Linked DNA regions of Homo sapiens: regions 1, 2 and 3 are each linked to region 4. A link is an interaction called in ENCODE POLR2A ChIA-PET data of the cell type or tissue named here. Cell type or tissue: MCF 10A. All regions are shown on one strand. Region 1 holds the start of TRK-TTT3-1 (tRNA-Lys (anticodon TTT) 3-1). Region 2 has its middle 13 kb from the start of PPP1R15B. Region 3 holds the start of MDM4 (MDM4 regulator of p53). Region 4 holds the start of SNRPE (small nuclear ribonucleoprotein polypeptide E).

Evidence for each region. ChIA-PET counts read pairs that join two places held together with the same protein. Peaks named below come from ENCODE experiments on the same cell type or tissue, not always from the same donor. Only the 100,000 strongest peaks of a DNase experiment are listed, where the experiment ranks them.
Region 1: POLR2A ChIA-PET joins it to region 4 with 11 read pairs; 5 of 35 experiments call an interaction of 5 or more read pairs at or near these places.
Region 2: POLR2A ChIA-PET joins it to region 4 with 13 read pairs; 3 of 35 experiments call an interaction of 5 or more read pairs at or near these places.
Region 3: POLR2A ChIA-PET joins it to region 4 with 11 read pairs; 3 of 35 experiments call an interaction of 5 or more read pairs at or near these places.

The regions. Positions count from the first base shown.
Region 1 is chr1:204,502,544-204,510,543 of GRCh38, reverse strand. It overlaps TRK-TTT3-1 (tRNA-Lys (anticodon TTT) 3-1), which reads right to left and starts at 4,017; the gene lies at 3,945-4,017. It overlaps TRK-TTT3-2 (tRNA-Lys (anticodon TTT) 3-2), which reads left to right and starts at 3,442; the gene lies at 3,442-3,514. RefSeq lists silencers at 1,069-1,363, 3,515-3,564, 3,905-3,984 and an enhancer at 3,156-4,072. In MCF 10A, a CTCF peak has its summit at 7,219 (motif pointing right); DNase peaks (open chromatin) are centred at 2,683, 3,423, 3,953, 7,203 and 1 weaker place.
Region 2 is chr1:204,395,239-204,403,238 of GRCh38, reverse strand. It overlaps a transcript of PPP1R15B not described here. Among named protein-coding and RNA genes, the nearest start is that of PPP1R15B, 13 kb to the left of the region's middle. In MCF 10A, a CTCF peak has its summit at 4,514 (motif pointing right); a DNase peak (open chromatin) is centred at 4,558.
Region 3 is chr1:204,512,147-204,520,146 of GRCh38, reverse strand. MDM4 (MDM4 regulator of p53) reads right to left here and starts at 3,741. Exons shown (of 11, transcript NM_002393.5): 1 at 3,638-3,741. RefSeq lists enhancers at 3,469-3,748, 3,779-3,858, 3,869-3,998, 3,437-4,347, 3,288-4,487 and 1 more. In MCF 10A, no CTCF peak of the experiment used is centred here; a DNase peak (open chromatin) is centred at 3,756.
Region 4 is chr1:203,858,124-203,866,123 of GRCh38, reverse strand. It overlaps SNRPE (small nuclear ribonucleoprotein polypeptide E), which reads right to left and starts at 4,525. Exons shown (of 5, transcript NM_003094.4): 1 at 4,411-4,525; 2 at 3,902-3,928; 3 at 2,399-2,461; 4 at 1,005-1,083. The coding sequence starts at 4,464. RefSeq lists enhancers at 3,420-3,995, 4,381-4,640, 4,449-4,743. In MCF 10A, a CTCF peak has its summit at 4,661 (motif pointing left); DNase peaks (open chromatin) are centred at 4,613, 5,383, 5,633, 7,883 and 1 weaker place.

The sequences.
Region 1 (8,000 bases), 640 kb before region 4:
GGATCTCGGCTCACTGCAAACTCTGCCTCCTGAATTCACGCCATTCTCCTGCCTCAGCCTCCTGAGCAGCTGGGACTACAGGCACCCGCCACGGTGCCTGGCTAATTTTTTGTATTTTTAGTAGAGATGGGGTTTCACCGTGTTAGCCAGGATGGTCTCAATCTCCTGACCTTGTGATCTGCCTGCCTTGGCTTCCCAAAGTGCTAGAATTACAGGCATGAGCCACCACACCCCGCTGACTTAAGGTTCCTATATATGAATTGCCTAATCAGACCTTTTGCCCATTTTTCTATGGGATTGTCTTTTACTTTTTTTTTTTTTTTGAGACAGAGTCTTGCTCTGTCGCCCAGGCTAGAGTGGAGTGGCACAATCTCGGCTCACTGCAACCTCTGCCTCCTGGGTTCAAGCAATTCTTCTGCCTCAGCCTCCCAAGTAGCTGGTACTACAGGTGCCCGCCACCATGCCTGGCTAATTTTTTGTATTTTTAGTAGAGACAGGGTTTCACTGTGTTAGCCAGGTTGGTCTTGATCTCCTGACCTCAGGTGATCCACCCACCTTGGCCTCCCAAAGTGCTGGGATAATAGGCGTGAGCCACCACGGTAGGCTTGTCTTTTACTTATTGATTTGTAGGAGTTTTCCATATAATCTGGATATTAATCCTTCTTGGTTATATATGTTATAAATAATGACTTCACGTATGTAGCTTTTCACTTTTTAAACATTGTCTTTGATTAACAATTTTTAATGAAATAAAATTTGTTAATTTTCTTATGTTTTGTGCTTTTTAAAAATTTATTATGTAAGAGATTCTTCCCCATCTCTGGGTCATAAAGATACTCTCATATATTTTCTTCTAAAAGTTCCAAAGATTTGTTTTTCTTTTTTCAAGGGTCCAAAGGGCCAGCTAGAAAGATTTGCTTTTCACACTTAGGGCCAGCTAGAAAGATTTGCTTTTCACACTTAGGGCATGTTGTAACATGCAGATCCAACATACAGTGCCCTGACTGGAGCACAGTGACTCCGTCCTGGCTCACTGCAGTCTCCACCTCCTGGGCCCAAGCGATTCTCCCACCTCAGCCTCCTAAGTAGCTGGAACTATAGGCTCACGCCACCACACCCGGCTAGTTTTTAATTTTTGTATTTTTTTGTAGAGAGGGAGTTTCACCACATTGCCCAAGCTGATCTTGAACTCCTGGGCAAGAGCGATCCTCCCACCTCAGCCTCTCCAGTAGCAGGAATCACAGCCAGGTGCCACCACGCCCAGTTTATTGATTGATTATGTGGGGGGAGGGTGGCGGCAGGAGGGGGCAGGTCTCGCTATGTTGTCTAGGCTGCTCTCGAACTCCTGGCCTCAAGCAGTCCTCCCATCTCGGCCTCCCAAAGTGCTAGGATACCGTGCCCAGCCTTAAAAATCAGCTTTATACATCTCGTTCCACTTCAATCAAATATGTTAATTCTTTGTTGAAAGGTGAATGGTGTCACAGAAGGTTGAAAGAGCAGGATCCATAGGATCTGTTCTTGTTACATCTTTGCCATTAAATCTTTATGTGCCTCCATGAATGCTTATTACATGTCAGACACTATTGCAAACAATGTCTATATACTATATTATTTAAATCTCACAGTCATCCTATTGTCCTGACACACAGAGAAATAGCTTGCTCAAGGTTACACAATGGTAGTCAGGATTCAAATAGAGCACCTAACTTCAGAACCCAGGTTTTGTATAAGCATTTATCCTTTGTTTGTTGTCTTTTTTTATCCTTTGTTTTTCAGTGCACATATATGCACCCTTTTCTTGAAAATACAAAACAAACAAAACCCTATTGATTTGAAATGTTTCCTAACTTAAAAATGTTTTCTATTTTTTTCCCAAATCCTATTCTTCCGAAACATGATTATTAATAGCTGCATAATAATTAAGGCCGTACCATAATTTATGTAGCTATTTTTCTCGTTTCTGATTAAAATGCCGTGACGATCTCTCCTGTAGTCAGATCTTTTTGTACACCCCTGATTCTTCTTTTTTTTTTTTTTTTTTTTTTTTGAGACAGAGTCTCTCCCTGTCGCCCAGGCTGGAGTGCAGTGGTGTTATCTCGGCTCACTGCAACCTCCGCCTCCCAGCTTCAAGCGATTCTCCTGACTCAGCCTCCTGAGTAGATGGGATTACAGGAGTGTGCCACCACGCCCGGCTAACTTTTTTGTATTTTTTAGTAGAGACGGGGTTTCACCATGTCGATCAGGTTGGTCTCGAACTCCTGACCTCGTGATCCGCCCTCCTGGGCCTCCCAAAGTGCTGGCATTACAGGCGTGAGCCACCGCGCCCCGTCACCTCTGATTATTTCTTCAGGACAAATTCCTAAAAGTGGAATTGCTGGACCAGAGCAATCACCCCGAAAGAGGTTAAGGATGGAATTAAGGTGAAGTAACATCAGCTAACAAAGACCTTTACTGTCCCACTCTCAAAGCTCTACCGTGGTCATTCTCAACACCAGCTCCATAGCAAAGGGCAGTGCTCAAATTACTGATGGCTACGGAAGGGAAGAACCTCCAATGCCAAGATCAAAACAATCTCTCTTCAATGCCATGTTCAGTTTTCCTGTCTCTCTAGCTTAGTAGGGCTTCTACCCCCAAGGTCGCTGCTGGTGAACTCTTCCAGAGTTTGCGCCCCTTAAAATTACTTGGATGCGCCGGGCCAATCACCGGAGGTCAGGAATTCGAGACCAGATTGGCCAACACGATGAAACCCAGTCTCTACCAAAAATACAAAAATTAGCTGGGCATGGTGGCAGGCGCCTGTAATCCCAGCTACTCGGAAGGCTGAGGCAGGAGAATTGCTTGAACCCGGGAGGTGGAGGTTGCAGTGAGCCGAGAGATCGTGCCATTGCACGCCAGCCTGGGCGACAGAGGGAGGCTCCGTCTCAAAAAAAACAAAAACAAAAACAAAAAAACAACTTGGATGCTTTCAGGCGACCTATTGGATAACCTCACCATCCTTCCTTTCTCTCACTTTATACCGCACAGTGCAACCCGATAGCTTCAGAACAGCATATTCATAGTCTCTTAGACAGATTCATTTTTTTCTATTATTGGATAGGTTTTAGCACTGATGCCCATTCTGTTATCAATGGTAAAATAGATCGAAGGTTATTACAGCACTTCAAAAGTGACACCTCGCCATTCTTTTAATCCTGAACCTATTTAACTACAAATAAAAAAAGCCTACCTAATCATGCTTACTAGGCGCATAAATATCTCGCAATTCTAAATTAGCTGGTGATGCTGGTGAAAGGCGCAGAATTTGGGCCTTCTGTTTTTCCTTTTACGCACGAATCACGAACTTTCTTGGCGTTAAAGCAGTCTCACAGTGTGGATGATGCAATCACTCAAGGGTCCTCATTCTTATGTAAGAAACGGCAGAACAAGCTGTTGTCTACGGGAGCCCGGATAGCTCAGTCGGTAGAGCATCAGACTTTTAATCTGAGGGTCCAGGGTTCAAGTCCCTGTTCGGGCGTCTTGTTCTCTTTTCCTCAATGAACAAATACAAATTGTACACATTATGGTGTATAACACCATGTTCTGAAATACGTATATATTGTTGAATGATTAAATCAAACTGATAAGGTTATGCATTACCTCGCATACCTTTTTTTGTGGTGAGAGCACAAGGTGCTTGCTTTTAAGTTTTTTTCTTCCTTTCTCAATTATGAGCCATCAAAAAACAAATATTTTTCTGGGAAACCACTGTGCCAGACCTCGATACTCTCCAAGAAATTAAATGACTTTTCAGTCATTTTTTTTCCTCCCTGAAAACACGTCTATCTAGCATATTCTGAACCCAGTGAAAAATGATTTGAATTCAACTTGAAATGTAAGGGTTTACGATGTCCGCTCTTGGGACTTGATGGGATAATTTAGCAGGTTAAAGTAACGAAAACTACAAACGCCCGAACAGGGACTTGAACCCTGGACCCTCAGATTAAAAGTCTGATGCTCTACCGACTGAGCTATCCGGGCGCTCCCGAAGAAAAGCTCTTTCTGTTCACTCCATATAGGTTGCTACCTTTTTTTCTTTTTTTTTTTTTTTCAGTTTTGAGATGGTGTCTTACTCTGTCGCCAGGCTGGAGTGCAGTAGCGCGATCTCGGCTCACTGCAACCACCGCCTCCCGGGTTCAAGTGATTCTCCTGCCTCAGCCTCCCGAGTAGCTGAGACTACAGGCGCGCGCTACCACTCCCAGCTAATTTTTGTATTTTTGGAAAAGACGGAGTTTCATCATGTTGGCCAGGACGGTCTCGATTTCTTGACCTCATGATCCGCCCACCTTGGCCTTCCAAAGTACTGGGATTATAGGCGTGAGCCACCGCGCCCGGCCTGCTTCCTTTTAAGTAGCTACATTTAGGTTTTAATTAGAATTAAAGGGTTTTTTTTGTTTTTTGTTTTAGCAAGATAAAGCAAAACAAATATTTTCCTTTCCTTTTCTTTTTGTTCCATTCACACATGTTCCATGAAGAACATGTGTTCTTCAGCTGTTTCATGTTTGATAAGTTACCAGTATTTACTAAACTCTCTAAAAGGAAATTAATGGTAGTAAATGACAGAAAAATGGGCAACCAAGATGAATATTCAAAATTTAGACATGGGGTTACAACCTCTCTTTCCTTCCTTCCTTCTTTCCTTCCTTCCTTTCTTCTTTTTTTTTCTTTCAATCTTTGCAGCTGTGCCAAGGAGCAACCTCTTTTTATTATACTTCTGCCTTCTATTTAGCACTTCCCTGATAAGATCTCTTAATTTTAATTATTCTACCAAACTAGATTACAACATCTCTCCCATTAATGAAAAATACATTTCCATTCATCAGATGATGTAGTTGTTAGATAAGTATTACTTAGCACAAAAGAAGGAAAGACACTTTTGATTCATGCACAGAGGAGCTAATACTATAAGAAAATAGACGTGATTGTGGAAAGGTCTGAATTAAGATTGCGGGAAAAGGAGTTTAGACCTTTAATTTAGATTGAATTTTGCCTTTCCTCCCCTTTCAGGCAAGTTGCCGTTTTCTTTTCTTTTCTTTTTTTTTTTTTTTTTTTTTGAGTCGGAGTCTTACTCAGTCGCCCAGGCTGGAATGGAGTGGCAGGATCTCGGCTCACTGCAACCTTTGCCTCCCAAGTTCAAGCAATTCTCCTGCCTCAGTCTCCCGAGTAGCTGGGATTACAGGCGCCTGCCACCACACCCGGCTAATATTTTTGAATTTTTTTAGTAGAGATGGGGTTTCACCATGTTGGCCAGGCTGGTCTTGAACTCCTGACCTCAGGTGATCCGCCTGCCTCTGCCTCCCAAAGTGCTGGGATTACAGGTGTGAACCACCGCACCGGCCTCAAGTTGCAGTTTTCAAGACAATCTCATAAGATGAATCCTCCCAAAGCAGTGTGCACCAGTGGGAGCAACATAGGGTATTAAGAATACAAATCTCCAGATCAGCCTAGTTTTTCCTAAAATCAGTTTCTTTTCTTTTCTTTTTTTTTTCTTTGAGACGGAGTCTCGCTCTTGTTGTCCAAGCTGGAGTACAATGGAGTGACCTCGGCTCACTGCAATCTCCACTTCTTCGGTTCAAGCGTTTCTCCTGCCTCAGCCTCCCGAGTAGCTGGGATTATAGGCACAAGCCACCACGCCTGGCTAAATTTTTGTATTTTTAGTAGAAATGGGGTTTCACCATGTTGGCCAGGCTGGTTTCGAACTCCGTACCTCAGGTGATCCACCCGCCTCGGCCTCCAAAAGTGCTGAGATTACAGGCATGAGCCACTGCGCCCAGCCACCTAAAATCAAATTTCATCAACCCTGACACATGGGGTGTGGAACACAAGATTATGAAATTTCAAATACTGATAAGGGAATTTATTTTAGTTTCTGGGAACTAGTGGCTTCTGAACACAATGAACAACAAAATAGCTCAGCCTCAGTTGGAGGAATTTTTCTTTCCTACAATTGTCTGATTCTTACAGAACAAAGACCAACAAACTGTGTGATCCTGAGCAGGCCTGGGTTTCCACATTTATAAAACAAGGGAAATTGATTAGATGGCCTCGAGATAACTTGTAATTCTAAAGTTTTACCATTCTGTTACTTTTTTCCATTGTGAATAAGATTAGAAGGAACAGACTCAAAATTTGCCAGAATGGAGTGATTTAATTCAACAAACATTTACTGATCGTCTATTACAGGTTAGGCTATGCGCTAGCCCTAGAGTCTGAGATGAGTAGGACATGGGTCCTGCTAACAGTCTAGGAAAGAAGACACACACAGAAACAAACAATTTCAACATAAAGTGGAGTGGCGGCAGATGAAGATGGACAGGAAAGCAGGGTTTATAAAATAAGGGTGGCTGGGCCCTTGAGTTTTCAGCAGGGAAACTGCATGATCATATTTCAGTTTAAACAGTTTAAACAAGTTAAACAGTAAAACAGTTTAAACAATGTTAGAGGTGTACTGAAGAAATTGTAATGAGCAAAACACAGACATTTATTTATTTAGACATATTTTTTTCAGCACCCACTGTGTTAGATAAGGAAAAACTGCTAGAACTGTTTCTATGAATGAGATGTGGAAATAAATTATAACACTTAAATTTTAGGGAAGGGAAATGGTGTCTATCCAGGCCTCCTTAAAAGGGCAAGAATAGATAAAGGGGTCTTCAAGTTTTTTCCTCCCCAAGGCTTTGTTACATCACACTCCCTTTCTTCCGGGATAACAAAACCTGCTGTTTAAAATTAAACTGAATGGGATTAATCAATCTAAAATTTGCTTACTCATTACCCACTGCTTCCACAGCAGTGAGCTAGGCACAGTAGGGAGGAAAACAGGAAATCTGGAAGGAATGTGGGGACTGCAAGGTGTATTTAGAGAATGGGGAATAACTTAATCTTGTTGGAGCAGAAGGAGATACAGAGGAGTAAGGTCACATTGGAGACTACACTTCCATCAGGCTAAGGCAAACGATTTTATCCTACAGGCAATGGTGAGCTATTGAAAGATCGGCTTGTTAACATTGCAAAGTCCACCCGAAATAGCATGAAATGAATCTGTTTGCTTCATTTATGTTGCATCAAAAACACCACAAGTGCCATCTTGTACTTTAGCATAAAATCTTCCTGGAGTGCTTCTTGAAGCTTCTTTATGCAGACTGTTGAACTTAATTTTCCCACTAGAGGGCAGGCTAAACTCACAGATTCTATATATTTGGTGATTCTCCTAGTTCTTAAATTTAATTTCTCCCACTATTTTTAAACTGTGTGCGTGTGGTGTGGTGAGAACACTTGAGATTACACTCTTAGCAAATTTCAAGTACACCATACATTATTAATAACTATAGTCACTGTACTGTATGTTAGATCCCCGAAATTTATTCATCTTACGACTGAAAATTTGTACTGTTTGATCAAGATCTATTTGTTTCCCTCACCTGCCAGCCCCATGGTAATCATTCTGCTGTTTCTATGAGTTTAACTTTTTTGGATTCCACATATAAGTGAAATAATATAGTATTTGTCTTTCTGTTTCTAGCTTATTTCACTTAGCATAAAGTCCTCCAGATTTGTCCATGTTGTCGCAAATGGCAGGATTTCCTTATGTATCACATTTTCTTTCTTTGTTTCTTTTTTTTTTTTCTTTAGATGGAGTTTCACCCTTGTTGTCCAGGCTGGAGTGCAGTGGCATGGTCTCAGCTCACTGCAACCTCATCCTCTGCCTCCTGGTTTCAAGTGATTTTCCTGCCTCAGCTTCCCAAGCAACTGGGACTACAGGCGCCTGCCACCACGCCCAGCTAATTTTTGTATTTTTAATGAGACAGGGTTTCATCATCATTTTGGCCAGACTGGTCTTGAACTCCTGACCTCAGGTGATCTGCCCACCTCGGCCTCCCAAAGTGCTGGGATAACAGGCATGAGCCACCGCACCCGGACCCCATATTTTTTATCCAGTCACCTGTAGACAGATACTTCTGCTG
Region 2 (8,000 bases), 540 kb before region 4:
CTAAGAAACTGAAGATTTGATTCTGAAATTGGCCCTAGCTTTTCAGTTTTGCTGCAAAGAAAATTAAACTGGGTATTCACAGAAGCAATAACATTCAGATGCTGGGCTTAGCCTAGTGCTTAAGTAGCAGGGAAATCTCTGTTTTGTGCATTATTATTATTATTATTTTTTGAGACGGAGCCTCTGTCACCCAGGCTGCATTGAAGTGGCACGATCTCAGCTCACTGCAACCTCCACCTTCCGGTTTCAAGCGATTCTCCTGCCTCAGCCTCCCGAGTAGCTGGGATCACAGGCACCTGCCACCATGCCCGGCTAAATTTTGTATTTTTAGTAGAGATGGGGTTTCATCATGTTGGCCAGGTTGTTCTCGATCTCCTGACCTCGTGACCCTCCTGCCTCGGCCTCCCAAAGTGCTGGGATTACAGGCGTGAGCCACCGTGTCTGGCTATTTTGTGTGTTACTAATCACGATAATCATGGTATTGTAAAATCATGATGATCTCTCATTTACAAAAGTGGGCCAGGTATGGTGGCTCACGCCTGTAATTCCAGCACTTCGGGAGGCTGAGGTGGGAGGATTGCTTGAGGCCTGGAGTTCAAGACCAGCCTGAGCAACATAGTGAGACACTTTCCTCTACAAAAAAAAACAAAAAAACTGGCCCATGGTGGCGCACACCTGTGGTCCTAGCCTATAGACCCAGTTACTGGGGAGGCTGAGACAGGAGGGTTGCTTGAGCACAGAAGTTCAAGCCTGCAGTGAGCTGTGATTCCACCATTGTACTCCAGCCTGGGTGATAGACTCTGTCTCAAAAAATAAAGTCAGATGGAATCATGCTTTAATACTAGATATATGGATCATTGAGACTGTCTCAAAAGAATAAATGTTATCAGAAAAAAATTTTTACTCCGAAAAAGAAAGCATTTGGGTTATGGCAACCCTATTAATGGATGAAAGAATAATAGCACTCTTAATTCAGGCACTTTCAAGATGAAAGGATAATGAAGAAAAGTTATTAAGATATATTTCTGAACTGGAAGGAAAGAAACTAACATTTAGTTGCAGTTAAACAATATTTAGTACAAACTGAGTTGACATCCCCGGGTTATAATTTTATTTCTATCTTGGGGTTAATTGAAGCATGTCTGCCATTCCCCAGTAATATATGTGAAAATGGCTACATTTACATTAAGCCAGATTTATTGCTATGCTTATCCTGATATTTCATAGAAATTGTGTTATTTTTCTTTTGTACTTTAGTAGAAAGTTAAAAGCAAATATTTAATTGCTGACCTCAGAATTTCTTGTTTTTTTGAGATGGTCTTGCTCTGTCCTCCAGGCTGCAGTGCATTGGTGCGATCTTGGCTCACTGTAGCCTCAACAGCCTCAACCTCCCAGGCTCAAGCGATTCTCCCACCTCAGCCTTCTGAGTAGCTGGGACTCCAGGTGCACACCACCGCACTCAGCTAATTTTTCTGTTTTTTGTAGAGATGGGGTTTTGCCATGTTGTCCAGGCTGAGACCTCAGAAATTTAGATAGTTACTCAGATTTGGGAATTTGGTGTTCTCTGGCATATTGTCATTTGGAGACTTCATTTGGACTCTATTCTCTGTACCTTTTTAAAATAAAAATGGGAAATTTTCATTTTTTTCTCATAATGCACGTTGTTTATAAAAGCATCTAATACAGAGATGTACAAAGACATTTTTGGTACATTAAAAAATAATGCTTCCCAGGGTACCTTTCTGAGCTGAGAGACTTAATTTCCTTTTATCTGTAAAAAGAGGTTTTGAGAGTTATTTAATGATACACAGGTTAGCTATTTGGAATCTTTCCTTATGAACTTAGTTGAATGTTTTGTGATCAACACAAAACACCAATCTTTTCCTTCCTGGATGTGCTCCAGCGAGACTTAAGTCTGTGTTGGCAGCATGCTATTGAGATCTATAATAATCGGTATCATAAAGAGGATACGTAAATCTCTTCTAACCCTGCTGACTTTGAGGATTCATCAAGCAGGACCTATGATGCTTTCAACCAATATGTTTCAGTGACAGGTTTGACATCAGGGAATTTAAAGAGAACTAACTCATTCTACACATGGAACGGAGAAGGCAGTTGAGAGTAGGAGTTATGTATTACCATGTAAGCAATTTGAGTTACATCAGTGTTTCACCACTGGCAGACGCCTTAATCTTATCAGAGAGAGACAGGGGAAACTAGGTTTGTGGAAAGTAGGTTGCTTGACCCATGGGGAGGATACCCTAGAGATCTAATGAGCCTGAGAGCCGCAAGGCCTGGAAAGCTGTACAACAAGGGAAGCAGCTTTGGAACAATTTTTCAGGTTTTGTTCTTGTAATCTTTTATACTTCCCCCTTTATCTCAGTAATATCCTTTATGTTTCCTCCTGCCTTTATTTGCTGAATATTTTATTTTCACTACTGTTTTATAGATCCCTACCAAGAAGAAGGATGAAGAACTTAATAGCAAAAGAAGAGCACAATTGCCAGAGATGCGAGAAGAAAGGACCTCACACGGTTCTTGACTTTTCTACAGAGCTCACTGCACATTTTCCCACTAAAATGTTGGGTAAATATTTATACTTAAGATTGGATTGGCCAGGGGTGGTGGCTCATGCCTGTAATCCCAGCACTTTGGGAGGCCAAGGTGGGAGGATCTCTTGAGCCCAGGAGTTCAAGACCAGTGTGGGCAACATGGCAAAACCATCTCTACAAAAAATACAAAAAAAAAAAAAGAAAAAGAAATTAGCTGGGCAAGGTAGTGCATGCCTGTAGTCCCACCTACTTGGGAGGCTGAGTTGGGAGCTGTGATTGAATCACTGCACTGCAGCCTGCACGACAAAGTGAGACCCTGTCTCAAAAATGTTGAAAATAAAAAAGATGGATTAACTTTCAGAAACATTCCAAGGATATTCAGGGTCAAAGAAAGAGGTGATAGTAAATGCTGCTTTGAGTTAAGCCTTCTTTTCTTTTTTTTTTTTTTTTGAGACAGTGTCTCACTGTCACCCAGGCTCTGAAGTACAGTGGCATGATCACAGCTCACTGCAGCCTCGACTTCCCAGGCTTAGGCAATCCTCCTATCTCAGCCTCTCGAGTAGCTGGGACCATAGGTGTGCACCACTTTGCTCACCTATTTTTTGTAGAGACAGGGTCTCACTATGTTGCCCGGGCTGGTCTCAAACTACTGAACTCAAGCAAGTAGCCCACCTTGGCCTCCCAAAGTGCTGGGATTACAGGCATGAGTCGTCAGGTCCAGCCATACCTCCTTTTCTTAATGGGCTCTGAAGGCAAAAACCAGAGGAGTCCCAGGGGTTTTGAAAAAGACTTATCTGGATATATGTTCTGAAGTGGGTGTTTTTAAGACCGCATTTTATCATGAAAGACTAGTTCCTCTTTGGATCTCAAATAATCACCTCAAAGAGCCCTCTGATCACTCTATCCCCCAACCCCTCCTTTTTCTCTCACAGTACCTTTTAAAATTATGTTCACTCTGCCCTCATCTTGTTAACATTTTTACTTGTTTCTCATCTACCACCACCCTCACTAGTCTGTAAACTCCATGAGAACAGGGATCTTGTCGTTTATGAGTCCAGAGCCTAGAACTGTGTCTGGTATGCTATAGTCAATAAATATTTGTTGAATAACAACTTTTTTTTTTTTTTTTGAGACAGGGTTCCACTCCCATCACCCAGACTGGAGTGCAATGGTGCAATCTTGGTGCTGAACCTCCGCCTCCCAGGCTCCAGCGATTCTCCTGCCTTAGCCTCCTAAGTAGCTGGGACTACAGGCAGATGCCATCACACCCAGCTAACTTTAATTTTTTTGTAGAGATGGGGTTTCACCATGTTGCCCAGGCTGGTCTCGAACTCTTGGGCTCATGAGCTGCCTGCCTTGGCCTCCCAAAATGCTGGGATTATAGGCGTGAGCCACCACGCCTGGACTCTTTTTTTTAATATATATAAATAGAGATGGGGTCTGGCTATGTTGCCCATATAGCAACTCCTGGCCTCAAGCAGTCCTCCTGCCTTGGCCTCCCAAAGTGCTGGGATTACATGTGTGAGCCACTGGGCCTGGCCAAGTTAATAGCTTTCCCAAAGTCACCTCTCTTATCAGCTTTATTGAAGTTTCATCCACACAGCCTTGTCTGACCAGAAACAAGTGTGCCACAATCATCAGATGATGTAGAATCACAGAATTTAAATGTCCTTAGAGAAAAGCTACCGTAAGCTTTAACTAAATTTGTAGAAAGTAATTACAAATTTCAATTTGGCTAGGTATACCACATCCATTAATTCTAGTGTCATTATTAATATAAGACACATTGTTAATTTATGAATTTAATATGCGAGCAAATCAACTGAGACCCTCCTTTCCCAGAATTAATAGGCTGCATTGGAGTACCAGAGTATTCTTGCCACCACACCAGGGGTTTTAGCTCTTTGGCAGAAGATTGGCTTTGGGTTTCTAGTGATGCTCTGTTGTCTCCACCAGATGGCGTTATCTTCCATCTGGGAGTGCCTGATGGACACCTGTTATTACAGATCTGGTTGCTATTGCTCCCCTGGAGGTGGGTCCCTCAATGTGTAAACAAGCTGGAAAACTGCCCTGCCCTGCCCATTCCAGGCCTGCCTGGCCCAGTGTGACTCCACCTTTTTGTGGTAATTACCCAGAAGTAGGGGCTCTTTCTTATAGGAGAACCAAGATTTGTATTTGAACACAAACAAAGGAACTGATTTTTTTTTTGAGTCTTGCTGTCGCCCAGGCCTAGGCTGGAGTACAGTGGCACGGTCATAGCTCACTGCAGCCTCCAACTTTTGGGCTTAAACAATCCTCCCACCTCAGCCTCCCAAGTAGCTAGGACCACAGGCATGCACCACATTGCCTGGCTAATTTTATTATTTTTGTGTGTAGAGATGGGGTCTAATTATATTGCCTAGGCTGGTCTCAAACTCCTGGCTTCAAGAGATCCTACTGCCTGGGGCTCCCAAAGTGTCGCGATTACAGGCATGAGCCACCTCACTTGGCCCTTGTATACTTTTTTATCACTGTTCAAGTCACATTGAATTTTAATTGTGATTTGCTCTTTCCTTTCTTCCTCTGTGGTGGAAGGGTCTGCGCAGTGACCAGAGTATTTTAGACACATGATACACTTTTCTTTAACTCAAGTGGTAATTTCCATAGCCTCTTTTTTCCAACACACAGGCTCCCTCCCGACATAACAAGTAATTTATGAATTCATTTCAAAGAAGCAATTTTGTATGTGAAAAGGTCTATCTTCAATGTTTACATTATTTTGTATTTGTAGTATTTGATTTTTTTTTTTTTGAAAAGCTAGCATTATTAGTGATGACCTGAAACCCAAAGTTTTAAATCAGTTGATGTAAGGTCGTCATGACTACTCTTTCCAGTGGTAGCCTAAGGTTCGCTGAAACATTGTCATCGTTATGAAAGGCACTTCATTATGCAGGATACCATTCATATCCAGTTTTCTAAGATGGTTGAGGACATTGTTTTTTAAACTTTTCTGTTTTTTAAATTGACAAAAATTGTATATGTTTACTGTCTACAACATGATGTTTTGAAATATGTGTACATTGTGGAATGGTAAGTCAAGCTAATTAACATGTATTACCTCACATACTTAGCATTTTTTTTGTGGTAAGAACCCTTAAAATCTACTCTTAGCAATTTCCTTTTTCTATTTATTTATTTATTTGAGACAAGCTGGAGTGCAGTGGTGCAATTTCGCCTCACTGTAACCTCCGCGTCCTGGGCTCAAGCAATTCTCATGTCTCAGCCTCCCAAGTAGCTGGGACTACAGGCGCGTGCCACCACACCCGGCTAATTTTTTGTATTTTAGTAGAGACAGGTTTCACCCCATGTTGCCCAGGGTGGTCTCGTACTCCTGAGCTCAGGTGATCTGCCTGCCTTGGCCTTCCAAAGTGCTGGGATTACAGGCGTGAGCCATCACGCCTGGGCTTTTTATTTATTTATTTTATTTTATTTTATTATTTATTTATGTATTTATTTATTTTGAGACAGAACCTTGCTCTGTTGCCAAGCTGGAGTGCAGTGGCATGATCATGGCTTTCTTCAGCCTCAACCTCCTGGGCTCAGGCAATCCTCTTGCCTCAGTTTCCCGAGTAGCTGGGACCACAGGCTCACACCACCACAACAGGCTAATTTTTAAGTTATCTGTAGGGGCGAGATCTCCCTATATTGCCCAGGCTGGTCTTGAAGTCCTAGGCTTAAGTGTTCCTCCTGCCTCCCAAAGTGTTGAGATTACAGGTGTGAGCCACCTCACCTGGCCAATTTGCAAGAATATAATACATTGTTATTGACTATGGTCACCATGTCGTACAGTAGATCTCTTGAACTTATTCCTCCTCACTGAAAGTTTGTATCCTTTGAGCAACGTCTCCCCAACCCACTTCTTGTTTTTTATTAACTTATTAAAGTATAATTTACAATAAGTTTCACTCATTTTAAGTATGAATTCAATGAGTTTTGATAAACACGTGTAGTCATATAAACACCACCACTATCAAAATATGGATCATTTCCATCACCCAGAAAGTTCCCTTATGTTCTTTTGTATTCGGTCCCCTTCCCAACCTCCAGCTTTTGGCAGCCATTGCTTTTCTTTTCTTTGTCTTTTTTTTTTTTTTTGACAGACAGGGTCTTACTGTCACCCAGGCTGGAGTGTAGTGGTGTGATCACGGCTCACTGCAGCCTTATCTCCCTGGGTTCAGGTGATCCTCCCACCTCAGCCTCCTGAGTAGCTGGGACTACAGCTGTGTGCGACCACACCCAGCTGGTTTTTTGTTTTTTTTTTTTTGTTTTTGTTTTTGCTTTTTTTTTTTTTTTTGTATTTTTAGTAGAGATAAGGTTTTGGCATGTTGCCCAGGCTAGTCTTGAACTTCTGGGCTCAAGAGATCTGCCTGTTTTGGCCTCCCAACATGCTGGGATTGCAGGTGTGAGCCACCACGTCTGGCCTTTGATCTGCTTTCAACACTTTTAGCTCTTCTAGAATTTCAGAAAAATGGTATCGGATGTACAGCATGGACCCTTCTGTGGTGGGCTTCTTTACTGTAATGCTTTTGAGATTCATCTGTGCTGTTGAGTGTCTCTGCAGTCCATTCCTTCTGTTGAGTGTATCAGTAGTCCATTCCTTTTCATGGCTGAGTAGTATTTCATTGTATAATTATACCACTATTTGTTCATTTACTAGATAATAAACAGTTGGCTTGTTTAAGTATGAATTCAATGAGTTTTGATAAATATGTGTAGTTATATAAACATGACTACATATATAAACATATAAACATATACATATATAAGCACATATAAATTTGTGTCTATTATGAATAAAGCTTCTATGAACTGTTGAGTACAAGCGTTTGAGTGGACATATGATTTCATTGCTTTTTGATAAATCCAGGAGTGAGACTGCTGGATCATATGGTAAGTATATATCTAATTATATAAGAAACTCCCAAACAGTTTTCCAAAGTGGCTATACTACTTGGCAGCAGCGTATGAGCTCCAGTTGCTCCACATCCTTGCCAACACTTGATATTGTAAGTCTTTTTAAGTTTAGCTATTCTAGTGGCATCTTATTTTGGTGTAAATTTGCATTTCCTTGGTGTTTAATGATATGGAGCATCTTTCCACATGTTTATTTGCATTGATAAATACCTTCTTCAGTCAAGTGTCTGTTCAAATCTTTTGTCCTTTTTTTTAAGCCAAATTGTTAGTATTTATATGGATTTGTGTATGTGTGTGTGTCTTTAAAAACATATTCTAGATATAAGTCCTTTATATTTTGCAAATATTTCTCCCAGTCTGTGGCTTGCCTTTTTATTTTTTAAATTATGTAATTTGGGGAGCAGAATTTTTTTAATTTTGCAGAAGTTCAGTTTATCAATTTTTTCTTCTATGGTCCATGCTTTTCCAAAGGTCTTAGAAGTTTTTCCCTAACAA
Region 3 (8,000 bases), 650 kb before region 4:
CACCACCTCGCCTGGCTAATTTTTTGTATTTTTAGTAGAGACGGGGTTTCACCATGTTAGCCAGGATGGTCTCGATCTCCTGACCTCGTGATCCGCCCGCCTCGGCCTCCCAAAGTGCTGGGATTACAGGCATAAGCCACCGCGCCCAGCCTAAAATGGTAGTTCTTTCTTATCTCTTAGTTTTTCGTTTATATTTTTCTCTTTCTTTGTTCTAGATTTTCTCCTTCTAGAATTCTAATTCATTCCTCAGTTGTATCCGTTCTGTTATTTATTCCATCTGTGATTCCATAACATTACAGATGGAATAAATTACAGAATAGATATAGATGTTTTGAGACAAGGTCTCACTCTGTCGCCCAGGCTGGACTGCAGTGCCGTGATCATGGCTTACTGCAACCTCAACCTCCCCAGCTCAAGCAAGCCTCCCACCTTAGCCTCTGGAGTAGCTGGGACTACAGGCGTGTACCACCTAATCCAGCTAGTTTTTTTAATGTTCCCCAGGCTAGTCTCAAATTCTGAGCTAAAGCAATCCTTTTCAGCCTCCCAAAGTGCTGGGATTACAGGCATGAGCCACCATGCCAGGCCAATGTTCTTTAATCCAACCACTGTATTTTTCTTTTTCATATACATATATTTTTTGAGACGGAGTTTCGCTCTTGTTGCCCAGGTTGGAGTGCAATGGAGCGATCCTGGTCCACCGCAACCTCCACCTCCTGGGTTCAAACGATTCTCCTGCCTCAGCCTCCCGAGTAGCTAGGATTACAGGCATGCACCATCACGCCCAGCTAACTTTAACTTTATATTTTTAGTAGAGACGCGGTTTCTTTTTGTTGGTCAGGCTGGTCTCGAACTCCCAACCAGGTGATCCGCCCACCTTGGCCCAGCCTGCCAAAAGCATTTTAAAAAGTAAAAAAATCCTATAGTGTCAGGCCCTGCTCAACAGCTTGCTATTGCTGTAAAGATAAACACGTGGTCTATCCCCTCAGCACATTTTCACTCTTATCTTGCACTGTTTAGTCGTATCTTGAGCCTCAGCCACCCTGATCTTTTAGTTTCTCAAACAGGGCCTTTGCACAAATCGTCCCTTCATTTGGAGCACTGTGAGTTTTGTACAAAACTGATTCATCCTAAACCTTCAAGTCTCAGGTTAAATGTCACCTCTTCAACAGTCATCACGAGATTCCAGGCCAGAAGCAGTGGCTCACACCTGTAATCCCAGCACTTTGGGAGGCCAAGGCAGGCAGATTGAGGCCAGGAGTTCAAGACCAGCCTGGCCAACATAATGAAAACCTCTCTCTACTGAAAATACAAAAATTAGCTGGGCGTGGTGGCACAACGCCTGTAATCCAGCTACTTGCGTGGCTGCGGCAGAAGAATAGCTTGAACCCAGAAGGCAGAGGTTGCAGTGAGCCAAGATCATACCACTTCACTCCAGTGGCAGGGGTAGGGGATGCTAAAGCCATCTGAGTGAAAGGTTGGGGTGGAAAGAAAACACGTGGAGTAGGCTGACCATTCCACCATCCCCAACCTTATCACTAAAAGAGGGTCATTCACACACCATATACTACTTGATTATGAAGCAACAAGAAACTAGCACAACACCTATTAAGTATTCCTGACCAAAAGATAAATAATCCAAATCTAGACCTACCTACTAACTGCAAGTTACTAGGGAAAATGGAGAGCAAGCAGTTAATAAGTCAAATCCAGAACGTAGGTGTTCTACAGGACCTGGGACGGCAGGGAAGATTAAAGTGGGAAGATTAAACTGGGAAGATTAAATCTTTAATTAAAGATTAACGATTGTTATAGAATCTTAAAAAACCAACTGCAGCCGGTGGCCTGTGCCTGTAGTCCCAGCTATTCCGGAGGGCTGAGGCAGGAGGATCCCTAGAGTCCAGGAGTTTCAGGCTGTAGTGTGCAATGATCACACCTGTGAATAGCCACTGCACTGCAGCCTGAGCACACAGTGAGACCTCATCTCTTTTTTTGAGACAGGCTCTCGCGCTGTCGCCTAAGCTAGAGTGCAGTAGCTCCATCCCGGCTTGCTGCAGCCTTTACCTCCTGGGATCAAGCAATCCTCCCACCTCAGTCTCTTGGGTAGCTGGGACTGGAAGCTCGCTCTATGACACTGATTTTTTTATTTTTTGCAGAGATGGGGCTCAGTTTGTTGCCTAGGCTGGTGTCGAACTCCGAGACTCAAGCAAACCTGCCCCCTTGGCCTCCCAAAGTGCTGGGATTAAAGGTGTGAGCCACTGGGCCTGGCCGAAATCCCATCTATTAAAAAAAAAATGTATGAGGAGAGAGAAGACTAAATCTAAACTGAGATACAGTAATACTTAACACCAAGAGGTTCCAAGTATCTTTGACAGATACTAGTTCCACGTGCCAACAGCACAGAGCTGCAGCATTTTCTCCGGGTGTTGCTTTTAAACTGTGGTTTTCGGCCGGGCACGGTGGCTCACGCCTGTAATCCCAACACTTTCGGAGGCCGAGGTGGGCGGATCACCTGAGGTCTGGAGTTCGAGAACAGCCTGGCCAACCTGGTGAAACCTCATCTCTAATAAAACACAAAATTAGCCAGGCGTGGTGGCGCACACCTGTAATCCCAGCGACCCGGGAGGCTGAGGCAGAAGAATCACTTGAACCCGTGAGGCAGAAGTTGCAGTGAGCCAAGATCGCGCCACTGCACGCCAGCCTGGGCAAAAAGAGCGAAACTCCACTCAAAAAAAACAAAAACAAAACAAAAACACAACCAAAAAAACCTGTGGTTTTCAAGCTTTAAGGTATACAAAAATCACTGGGAGGTGTGCTCATTAAAATATATTTCTCTGAGCCCCATCTCGATACTGTCTGTAGGTTTCAGTGTGGCCCCAAAACGAACATTTTTTCTTTTTTTTTTTTTGAGACGGAATCTCCCTCTGTAGCCCAAGCTGGAGTGCAGTGGCGCGATCTCGACTCACTGCAACCCCCGCCCACGGATTCAAGTGATTCTCCTGCCTCAGCCTCCCGAGTAGCTAGGATTACAGGCATGCGCCACCACACACATCTAATATTTTTGTATTTTTACTAGAGACGGGGTTTCACCAGGTTGGCCAGGTTGGTCTCGAACTCCTGTCCTCAGGTAGATCCACCCACCTCGGCCTCCTGAAGTGCTGGGATTACAGGCGTGAGCCACCGCGCCAAGCCAAAACAAGCATTTTCAAACAAGCACTCAAGTGCCTCTAAGGTAGACTGTCCGCAGACCTAAAAACTAACTTAAAAACTTAAGACACGTCAATGTCATTCTACCCGGTTCCCTCTCTCCCACCTCCTTTCTCCAAATTGCCTCAACAGTCCTCAAATGTTGTGTCCAGTTAAACTCAATCCAACTACGTCGACTTTAGGTTTGTCACCTGTTGGCCAAAGTTACTTCACGTCACCCCACCTCCACTTTTATCTTCCGCGAGCCCTCATCCCACAACTCTTCCCCTCCCCCCGAGCCCTTCTTCCGCCTGGCGCGGCCTTCCCCACGCCGCCCGACCCACCTCTCAAGCTCCTCCCGCCCGCTACCCGCACAACTGGCGGTACGGCCGCCTGCTCCTCACTCTCCAGCTCCCGCTCCCGGCACCCCGCCGACGAAGGCCAAGAGCCACACCTTACGGCAGCTCCATGAGTCGCTCCCCCGCCGAGCCCGGGTGGGGGGAGGGGTGGCAGTCACAGATCCTAGGGCCTCGGCAGCATTTTGAAATGGCGAGTAATGAAGCCGCAACTTCCGGCCTCCCACACGGCCTCACACGAGGGCTTCCGGTGAGGCCTCCGGAAACCATAGATGGAGCAATGGGAGGACTAGAGAGCTAGAAAGGCTGAGCTCACTACCATAGAGTAGATCCTAGTCCGGGGAGAGAGTCGTGGGGCCCGAACGGTTGAAAGTCGTCAGATTTGAAGAGATAATAAGTGAGGGACTTGCAGGGTCTTGTGATATTTACAGACGTGTATTAGGAGATCAGAAAACAGAGAAGAGGAAGAGCTAAGGTCATAATCACAGGCTGCCTTCAGCTCTTCGGAAAAACTACGCTTCCTCTGCCATTCCCCAGTCCTCACCCTTACTCCCCAAGGGTGGTAGGGAAGGGAAACGGAGCGATGGCGGCACTAGGGTGGCAAGGAAGCTTGAAGCCATGTCAAATAAATAGTTGAAAGCACCAGCCGCTGTGGCTCACGCCTGTAATCCCAGCACTTTGGGAGGCCTAAGGCAGGCGGATCACCTGAGGTCAGGAGTTCGAGACCAGTCTGACCAATATGGTGAAACCCTGTTTCTACTAAAAATACAAAATTAGTCGGGTGTGGTGGCGCATGCCTGTAATCCCAGCTACTCAGGAGAATCGTTTGAACTTGGGAGGCGGAGGTTGCAGTGAGCCGAGATAGCGCCATTCCAGCCTGGGCAACAAGAGCGAAACTCCTCAAAAAAAAAAAAAAAAAAGAAAAAGAAATAGTTGAAGGCTCAAGGGAGTTTTTAACCTGCATATAAACGAGGGAGGCCGGGCGCAGTGGCTCTCCCCTGTAATCCCAGCGCACTTTGGGAGGCCGAGGCGGGCGGATCACCTGAGGTCAGCAGTTCGAGACCATCCTGCCCAACATGGCGAAACCCCCGTTTCTACTAAAAATACAAAAAATTAGCGGGGCATGGTGGCGGTCACCTGTAATCCCAGCTACTTAGGAGGCCGAGGCAGGAGAATCGTTTGAACCCGGGTGGCGGAGGTTGCAGTGAGCCGAGATAGCGCCATTGCACTCCAGCCTGGGCGACAAGAGCGAAACTGCATCTCAAAAAAAAAAAAAAAAAAAAAGAGGGAAAGGGTTGAGCATAGAAATTGGAAGCTGTCTTCAAATAACTGAATAGTATAATATTGGAAATAACGGAGCCTTATTCTCTTCTCCAAAGTGCAGAACTAAAACCAATAGAAATTACAAGGCAGTATTTTTAAGCTCAGAAAATCCTCTAACATTTAGAGTTGTTCTGAAATAAATGAAATTAGGTATTTGGGGGAAGTAATGTCATTTGAAGACAGCCTGCCTGAGAGGTTTGTTGAAAGCTCTTCTATATTAGGAAACATTAAAACTGGCTGTGTAACCCAAGAAAGCTCCATCTCAGTGTTCTTTGCACCTGTCTTTTAGCATTTACCACGTATTTTTTTTTTAGTTATTTGTGTATATACCATTCTTATCTCTCCCAATAAGCAACAACAAAACCTGGCTCCCAATGCTAGATACAGACCCATGCAAAAGAACACAGGGCAGTAACCTTCCTTAAATTTGTACATTCCGCTTTGTTCTACTTCTAGCATAACCTCCTGCATAGCTGGGAGATCCAGGGTTCCATTAAGGAGCTGAAGAATTAACTTCTTTTTCATAGAAATCTGCAACCACCTCACTCACAAAAAAAAAAAAAAAAAGGTCAAGGGTGCTTTTTTAGGTGAACCACTGTCAACTATTTCCCCTGTCCTTTTGTGCAATTAGTATTTTTTAAAACTTTCAACAGGAATTTTTTTTTTGTAACTTTTAAATAGCATCTGGTTAGTTTGGATCCTTTCCTAATGTCTCCTGGAGCCTTGGAATATGATCTGTTCATGCAATTCAGTTTGTGTGAGATCAACAGGTATTTGTTGAGGCCAGGTGCAGTGGCTCACACCTGTAATCCCAACCCTTTGGGAGGCCAAGGTGGGAGGATCGTTTAAGCCCAGGAGTTCAAGACCAGCCTGGGCAAGAAAGCGAGAACACCATCTCTACAAAAAAAAAAAAAAAAAAAAAAAAAAAAAAATTAATTAGCTGAGCATCCTACTTGTGCCAAGCACCAATCTAGAGGATTCCAAAACAAGACCTGAAATCTGTCTAGTGGAGGAATCAGACTGTCCAGGTAAAAAGAATGTGGTAAGTGCAATGATTGATGAGCTGCAGTTAACCTCCTCTAGGTTAAGAGAGATAAGCCTTTTCAATTTGGGCAAAATATTGACCAACATCTTTAATTCGTCTTCATTTAAAATCTCGAGGGCCCGGCGCAGTGGCTTATGCCTGTAATCCCAGCACTTTGGGAGGTCGAGGCAGGTGGATCACGTGAGGTCAGAAGTTCGAGACTAGCCTGGCCAACATGGTAAAACACTGTCTAAAGATACAAAAAAGATTAGCCGGGTGCAGTGGTAGGCGCCTATAATCCCAGCTACTCGGGAGGCTGAGGGAGGAGAATTGCTTGAACCCGGAGGAGGAGATTGCAGTGAGTCGAGATTGCTCCACTGCACTCTAGCCTGGGTGATGGAGCCAGACTCTATCTCAGTCAATCAAAAAAAACAAAACGTTGATAAATATGTTGACGAGGCCATGGTGAAGAATAGAGTTTTTCCCATCGTGGTTGACACTGATTTGTGAGTAATTGCTCATCTTCTAATTTTTTTAAAAAAATAGACACAGGGTCTTACTATGTCGCCCAGTCTGGTCTTGAACTCCTGGCCTCAAGTGATCCTCCCCCACACCTTGGCCTCCCAAAGTGTTAGGATTACAGGTGTAATCTTATAATCCTACAGGTGGCACCCGCCAGCACGCCCAGCTAATTCTATGTGTGTGGTTATTTTGTTTTGTTTTGTTTTGTTTTGTTTTTGAGACGGAGTTCCCTTCTGTTGCCAGGCTGGAGTGCAGTGGCACGATCTCAGCTCGCTGCATTCTCCGCCTCCCAGATTCAAACGATTCTCCTGCCTCACCCTCCCAAATTGCTGGGATTACAGGCGCGTGCCACTACGCTCCAGCGTGGGCGACAGAGGAAGACTCCATCTCAAAAAAAAAAAAAAGAAGAAATGAAAGAAAGAAATGAAATTGGAAATTGGCTTAAAAACTCAACTGAGTGATCACCACTTCCTTCTTTAAGAACTATGCTCACAAACCATTGATTCGAATAAAAAGACAGGAAATCTGGGTTCTAGTCTAGCTATTTGTAGAAAACAGAAGAAGTTACACAGGTTTCCGGTCTTCAGTTCCCTAATCTGTAAAACAAAATGGCTGAATTCAGCCATTTCTTATGGCCCTTCTAGTTTTAAAAAAATTAAAAGTCAGTATTATTGGTCTATAGCCTTTCTGAAAAAAAAATATAATTAATGACTTTATACATATCAAAAGGTATAAAGAATATGATCTCCCAGCTGGGCGCAGTGGCTCAGGCCTGTAATCCCAGCACTTTGGGATGCTGAGGCGGACGGATCACCTGGGGTCGGGAGTTCAAGACCAGCCTGCCCAACATGGCAAAACCCCATCTCTACTAAAAATACAAAACAATTAGCCGGGTGTGGTGGTGCATGCCTGTAATCCCAGCTACTCGGGAGGCTGAGGCAGGAGAATCGCTCCAACCCTGGAGGCGGAGGTTGCAGTGAGCTGAGATGGCGCCATTGCACTCCACCCTGGAAAACATAGTGAGACTCTGTCTCAAAAAAAAAAAAAAAAAGAATATGATGTCCCTTTTCCCATTCCTCTTCCTAAGAACAATACACATACAAAGAAGTTCCCTGTAGTCACCTCTATGGTATCTCCTTTCTTCATCCTCTGGGAACCACTATCTTGAATTTGGTATGTACCCCTGCCATGCATTTCTTTAGACTTTTAGAGTTTATATGTGTATATATTCCTTAAAAATCTGTTTATGCTTTTAAAATTTTTATAAATGGCATCAAACTATATGTGGTCTACTGCAACTTACATTTTTGCTCAGCATTGTGAAGTTCAGTGCTGTTAAACCGTGTAGTTATGGTTAATTTAATTTTGTTGTTGTTCGAGACAGAGTCTTGCTCCGTCACCCAGGCTGGAGTGCAGTGGCGCAATCTTGGCTCACTGCAATCTCCACCTCCAGGGTTCAAGCAGTTCTCCTGCCTCAGCCTCCGGAGTAGATGGGATTACAGGCACGCGCCACCACGCCAAGCTATATTTTGTATTCTTAGTAGAGACAGGGTTTCACCATGTTGGCCAGGCTGGTCTCAAACTCTTGACCT
Region 4 (8,000 bases):
GACCAAGGCATTAGTGATGTCGGACTTTCAGCCCCACCCTCCCACCCGGGGAGGAGGAAAGGAGCTGAAGGTTAAGCTGATCACCAACGGCCAATTTAATCAGTCATGCCTACATAATGAAGCTTACATAAAAACTGAAAACAATGGGGTTCTGATAGCTCAACATGTGGAGGTTCCCAGAGTGGTGAGCTTGCAGAGGGCACAAAAGCTTCGCATCCCTTCCTATATGCCTTGCCCTACGCATCTCTTCATCTGTACTTTTTGTAATATCCTTTATAACAGACCAGTAAATACAAGTGTTTCCCCGAGTTCTGTGAGCTGCTCTAGCAAATTAATCAAACCAACGGAGGGGTCATGGGACCCAGTTTATAGCCAGTCAGTAAGAAGCACAGGTAAAACAATCTGGAGCTGACAATTAGCATCTGGTGGAGGACTGAGGGGCATGGAAGGCAATCTTGGGGATTGAGCCCTCAACCTCTGGGAACTGACGCTATCTCAGGTAGATAGTGTTAGAACTGAACTGAACTTGACGACTCTGAGCTGATGTCCACTGCCGAACTGATTGCTTGCTTGGTGTGTGGGGAAATATGCCCATACATCTGGTCACAGAAGTCTTCTGTGTTAATTATTGTCAACTGAGGAAACAGAAAAATCTACTTGGGTTTTTCCTGCCACTCAGACACGGGAACAAAGCGCTTTAAGGAGGGAGCAGCCAACAGTGCCAAATGCTGTTGAGAGTTTAATAAAATGAGGATTAGTACTGATCATTAGATTTAATACCACTAGTCTTTGGTTCCCTTGGTGAGAGCTCTCTGGGTGGAGAAGCCAAAATGGAGTGTGGTGAGGAGTGAGTAGTAGAGGATGATTTCAAAAGTGTACTACTACTCTGAATAATAACTTCTCAAATGCAAAATAAATTCAAACATGAACTGAGTTGCAGGTCACTGAATTCTGCAAGTGAATAAAATATTTCTAGAATTCTGTAAGACCACTTCTATCCTTACCCAGTTGTTTTCTTGACTTTGTTTTAGAATGAATCTCTTCTGCATCATCTAATACAAGGTTCATATACTCATCAAAACCCTAGAAAAATAAACAAACTGTTATCTTCAAAGAAAATCACATTCAAACCATTTTAAATGAGTATACCTATGCAGATAAAAACTCCAACTAACTTCAAAGATTCACTCTTCTCAAGCCCCACCCCACCTTCCACCCAAAGTTTTTTTTTTTTTTTTTTTTTTTTTGAGAAAGGATCTCACTTTGTCTTCCAGGCTAGAGTGCAGTGGTGCAACCTCGGCTTACTGCAGCTGGACCTCCTGGGTTCAAGCAATTCTTCTGCCTCAGCTCCCCCCAAGTAGCTGGAACTACAGGGCGCACCACCATGCCTGGCTACTTTTTGTATTTTTGGTAGAAACAGGGTTTCATCATGTTGCCCAGGCTGGTCTCGAACTCTGGAGCTAAAGTGATTCATCATGCTCGGCCTCCCTAAGTGCTAGGATTACAGGCGTGAGCCACCTTGCCCAGCAAAATATTTAAAAATTAGCTGGACCTGGTGGTGTATGCCTATAGTTCCCAGCTACTAGAGGCTGAGGTGGAAAAATCACTTGAGCCAAGGAGTTCAAGATTGCAGTGAGCTGAGAGCACCTGGGTGACAGAGCCGGACCCCAACTTAAAAAAAAAAATTTAGGGTAGCCTGCTATCCCAGAAGCCTTATTTAACTAACCCCACTGAGCTCTCTATTCAGGTATCACCTAACCCACAACAAATAACCCCACCCTCCCTAATTTCATTTATTTTGTCCCCCCTCTCCATACTAACATTGTCGCTCAATATTTTTTTTTCGAATAATTTTTAAAAGTTAATTTTCAGCCAGGCGTTGTGGCTCATGCCTGTAATCCCAAGACTTTGAGAGGCTGAGGTGGGAGAATCACTTGAGCCTAGGAGTTTGAGACCAGCCTGGGCAACACAGTGAGACCTCATCTCTATAAAAAATAAAAATTTAGCAGGCTGTGATGGTGCACGCTTCTGATCCTAGCTACTTGGGAGGCTGAGGCAGGAGGACTACTTGAGCCCGGGAGGTTGAGGCTGCAACGAGCCATGATTGTGCCACTGCACTCCAGCCTAAGCAACAGAACAAAGCCCTTTCTCAAAAATCAAATACAAATTTTCTTCTCAACATAGACAGAGGAAAGAAAATGAATTAAAAGTTATTTTCCCTATTAAAAACTACCCAATCCTTATCTATCAACAATGAAAAAAGGCTAAACAGCAGCACCTGAAAAACTTTCCTTAGGTTGGATCTTTGACTTTTTATACACTGTTCTGGCTAGACACTTTCTGTTAAGTCTTTTTCTACGACCGAACTGCTATGAGATGAAATCGCCTGGATACTCACAATGATACAGCCTTCTATCCGCATATTCACTTGCTCATAGAGCCACACCTGAATCCGCGATCTCTGAAATAATCATAAAAGTGGAAACGTTAAAAAAAGAAAAATAGGGCCGGGCGCGGTGGCTCACGCCTGTAATCCCAGCACTTTCGGAGGCCGAGGGAGGTGGATCACAAGGTCAAGAGATAGAGACCATCCTCGTTAACATGGTGAAACCCCATCTCTACTAAAAATACAAAAAAAATTAGCTGGGCGTGGTGGCGCACGCCTGTAGTCCCAGCTACTCGGGACGCTGAAGCAGGAGAATCGCTTGAACCCGGGAGGCAGAGGTTGCAGTGAGCTGAGATCGCGCCACTGCACTCCAGCCTGGGCACAGTGAGACTCCGTCTCAAAAAAAAGAAAAGAAAAACAGGCCAGGTGCCTCGATTCACACCGTTCCCATACTTTGGGATGCCAAAGCGGAATAATTCGCTTTGTGGCCAGGTGTTCAATATAAGCCTGCGCAACATTAAGCAAGATCTCCCCGCCCCCCGCCCCCCAAAAAATTGAAGTATACAAAACCTAACCATTTTGGTCAAACGACAAGAGAAATATGGCTCCTAAAAAAATTGTAATGAATGTAAGTCAAAAGTTTTAACTAATTAGCCCATATCTAAGAATTATTCACCAATAATAATAACCTCAAAAAGAATTTTCATTTAATAAGTTCTATATTGGAACTGTATAAGCTAATAATTTTCCTGTGATTTTGGGACTCAATATTTCTTACTGCTTCTGGTCTCAATCTATTAAGAGTGAAAGTTTTTGACAGCATAGCACAAAGCAGTAATTTCTAATGACCAAGGGCTTATCTCCTGCAGCAAAATCCAGTTCCAAAACAAAGCCTTCTCATGTCACACACCTAACAACTAGGACAGGAGCCCTCAATTCAGGTGGTTAAGAATTATTATCACCTGAAATTAATGTTTTTCAGTTGTGTTATCACACTATAAAATTTAAGTTGCTAAAATTTCCCTCAAAGGAAAGCAGCTGCCACTAAACTCCTCTGAAGCTACCCCTTCTCTCTTCCTTTTTTCGTCTTTAAGTTTTCCCACAGGTATTAAACACACCACCTCTTGACATGGTTTAAGTTGGCTGGGTTTTTCTTCCAATGTTTCATCCTAAAGGGGAGAGGTTCCAATGTTCTAGCCATAATCACTACTAACAAAACTACTGATGCCCAAATACCATGGTCAAGTCTGCTAATAATACTTTTTGGAATTAAAAAGTATTTTTGATCTTGCAAAGTAATGGATACAATTCTTTGCATGTTGGGAAGTGGCATGGATACACACCACTTCATCACATTAGTGCTTTCTAAGTACTCCTTCCCCTCAATTACCCTCCAATCTCCAGTTACATCTATTTTTAAATTCTAGAACACAGCGATCGCTCAGGTTAACACAAAAAACTAAATCAGTTCACCTCTTATTTAAAAAGTAGTTACGAAACAAGCAACTTACGTACATTTTGTAAGTATCTGAAGATGAGGTTCTGCACCACAGTGGCTAAGGAAAAAATACAAAAGCAGCATAGACTCTGCTTCCTGAAACAACCGGACGACGCTATTCCCGTCTCACCTTTGTTTACTAAACGCGAGGTCTGGTGCTTACGCAAACAACAAGTGCCCAGCTGGGCATTCGTTACGGGTCTTCTAAAGACTAAAGAACATCCATTCCACTTTCATCCCCCTGGAGTTTCCCAAAACCGTTAACTCCCGTTTTCACTCCGCACCTGAAGTTCTCTTCCCTCCTTTTGCCGCGTCCATTCCTGCATTCCCCACGGCAGGGGTCCCCCCAAGACCACCTCCCCACCATCACGGTTCAACTACCCGCGCTTTCTTCCAGTCTTGGTAGCCCCGGGGGCTCATGGGATGTGGATCCGTACTCCACTATCCCAGGCCTGCCCTCAGCCTGCGCCTTCGCACCCCGTATTCTGACCCGAACCTCCTAGTCCTGACATCCTGCGTAGGATACGATGGGCTGCACCATAACCTTCTGCACTTTCTGACCCTGGCCACGGTACGCCATGGTGGAATTTCACAAAGAGCACACCCGCACGCTGCCTCTGAGAGCAACTTCCGGAATAAAGAACCGGAAGCGGAAGTGTGAAGGTCACGCGGCGGCATGGGCGGCTCCTGGGAAATGCCCCTCTAGCCATGAAGTCACGTTTCTTCGCTGCATGGCCTCCGAGGGAGGCCAAACTGAGGCGTCTGCGCTGTGGAAGGTGGGCCGGTCCTACAGCGCCACCTGGAGGGAGGCGGGAGGAGGTGCCTTCGGTTGTATAGTGGCCGTGGTAGGAGGAGTGCCGTCCTGTCTCCAATTTCTTTTCTTTTTTTTTTTTTGAGGCGAAGTCTCGCTCTGTCGCCCAGGCTGGAGTGCAGTGGCGCGATTTCAGCTCACTGCAACCTCAGCCTCCAGGGTTCAAGCGATTCTCCTGCCTCAGCCTCCCGAGTAGCTGGGACTACAGGCGCCTGCCACCACGTCCGACTAATTTTTTGTGTTTTTAGTAGAGACGGGGTTTCACCATGTTGGCCAGGATGGTCTCGATCTCCTGACCTCATGATCCGCCCGCCTCGGCCTCCCAAAGTGCTGGGATTACAGGCGTAAGCCACCGCGCCCGGCCTGTATCTCCATTTTCTGAGTTAGCTTGAAAAGCCAAAATCGTCCCAGTGTGTATCTCTATGTGTAAAATGAGTTAATTTCGTGCCTTTCCTAAAGCCTATTTTGCTGGAGTTTAGGCTTGATAGCAGCGTTGTGGTGGAAAGGGTAGGGCGGCAAGGAGCCCAAACTTCAGGCCTCCCACCTCTGGCAGTCGGCCAGAGGCGGTCTGCATTCCAAAGCCAGACGCCTGGTTCCCTCCAGTTACGGATTCAATTCTCATCCATTTCGTGGAGAGTTACTGTTCAGGTGGCAACTGAGGGTGGCGATTTACCAGGAAGACGCTGAAATCCACATGCTGGGCGCAAATCCAGCTCTTTTAGAGTTGGTGACCAAGGATAAATTACTCAGCCTCGCCATGTCTTGGCTTAGTTTCCAAAACGGAGATTATAGTAAAGATTAACTTTACTCAGGGGCTTAAAGATTCAATGAAATAATTGTCTATGTGTGCACACAGTTAGGCGTCAGCCAGTGTCAGAACATGTCCTTCCCTGGATAACACAGCTACTAAGTGGAGCAGCTGGAATTTGTAGGTGTGCCTGACCCCAAAGTCCACCTACCTTTCCATTGTGTCATGGCTTGTGGCCTGGCAGAGATTTCACTTAATTGGCATACACATGTTATAGAGGAGGAAACTGAAGTTTAGACTTTTGAAAGGACTTGCCTAAGGGAACACGGATTAGGGCAAATGGCAGAATCAAAATTAGCTTTTCTGAGGGCTTCTGTTTAATGGGGATAATAGTAATAACGACTTCAGAAAGGGGTTGAGTTGAAAGTGATTTTTAAACTACACAAAGCGGCCAGGCTCACGCCTGTAATCCCAGCATTTTGGGAGGCCGAGGCAGGTGGATCAACTGAGGTCAGGAGTTCGAGACCAGCCTGGGCAACATGGTGAAACCTTGTCTCTACTAAAAATACAAAAATTAGCCATGCATGGTAGCACATGCCTGTAATCCCAGCTACTTGGGAGACTGAGACAGGAGAATCACTTGAACCCAGGAGGCAGAGGTTGCAGTGAGCCGAGATCATGCCACTGCACTCCAGCCTTGGTGACGGAGCGAGACTCCGTCTCAAAAAAATAAATAAGAATAAATAAATAAATAAACTACACAAAGCTGGCAAATGCATGGGATAACTATTTCCTTTAAAAAATTTCAGCCAGGGCTGGGCACAGTGGCTCATGCCTGTAAATCCCAGCACTTTGGGAGGCTGAGGCAGGCAGATCACAAGGTCAGGAGTTTGAGACCAGCCTGGCCAATATGGTGAAACCCCGTCTCTATTAAAAATACAAAAATTAGCTGGGCGTAGTGGTAGGCGCCTGTAGTCCCATCTACTCAGGAGGCTGAGGCAGGAGAATTGCTTGAATCTGGGAGGCAGAGGTTGCAGTGAGCCGAGATCGCGCCACTGCACTCCAGCCTGGGTGACAGAGCAAGACTCTGTCTCAAAGAAAAAAAAAAAAAAATTTCAGCCAGGTGCGCGAGCTCATGCCTGTAATCCCAGCATTTTGAGAAGCAGAAGCAGGAGGCTTGCTCGAACCCAGGAGTTCAAGACCAGCCTGAGCAACATAATGAGACCTTGGCTCTACCAAAAAATTTAAAAATTAGCCGAGCCTGATGGTGCCTGCCTGTAGTCCCAGCTACTCTGGAAGCTGAAGCAGGAGAATCTCTTGAACCCGGGAGGCAGAGGTTGCAGTGAGCAGAGATCATGCCACTGCACTCCAGCCTGAGCAACAGAGCCAGGCCCTGTCAAAAAAAAAAAAAAAAAAAAAAGATTCCCTAGCTGGGTTTTGTGGCATGGCCTGTATTCCCAAGAACTAGGGGAGGCTGACGTAGTAGGACTGCTTGAGCCTAGTTCAAGAGTGCAGTGAGCTGTAATGGCACCTATAAATAGCCACTACACTCCAGCCTGGGCAACATAGTGAGACCCAGTCTTTAAAAAAATCATTCCCCCACCCAAACCCAACAGAGTGTCATGTTGTCTGACTTTAAGACAGCGTGTTTATTTATTTTTCCCCACCGCCCTCCCCCACCTTCTTTTTAGACAGGATCTCCTGATATGGCACAGGCTGACATGCAGTGGTACAATCTCGGCTCACTACAACCTCCCCACCAGGGCTCATGCGATCCTCCCACCTCAGCCTCTGGAATAGCTAGGACCACAGGTGTGCACCACCACACCTGGCTAACTTTTTGTATTTTTAGTAGAGACGGGGTTTTGCTATATTGACCAGGCTGGTCTTGAACTCCCGGCCTCAAGTGATTCTCCTGCCTTGGCCTCCCAAAGTGCTAGGATTACACGTGTTAGCTGAACCTGGCCAGGATTACTTTTTTAAATCCAAGTACATGATGTCTTTTTATTTGTTCAAACTTTCCTTTGAATCTTTCAAAAGTTTTTGGTTGTCTTCATATAGACCTTGTGATTTCTTAAGTTCAACCTTAGCTATTTCATCTCTCTTCTTCTTAAAAATTCTATCTTTTCCTCAATTGTATGCTCTAGCTGGTTTTTAGGGGAAAAAAAGAATGATAAATGCAACTACATAAAAATAAAATTATGCATGACTAAAAAGGGAAACAATAAACAAAGTCAAAACATCTAGGAAAAATATGTTTGCATTACATCTGAAAAATGATTAATTTTACTAATATGTAGAGTTCCTGAAAAAGAATGCTATTCTGGTCTTTACTGATGTGTAAGAAATATTCCAAAACTTAGTAGCTTAAAACAACAACCATTTTGTTATAATTCATGACTTCATGGGTCAGGAATTTGGGCAGGTTCTCAGCTGAGTGATTCTTCTGCTCCACAAGACATATCTACGGCTTTGGTGTGTATCTTTGGAAGACTGGCCTCAGCTGGGTCCCTATCTCTATGTAGTCTCAGCCCTCACCACACGGTTTCTCTAGAAG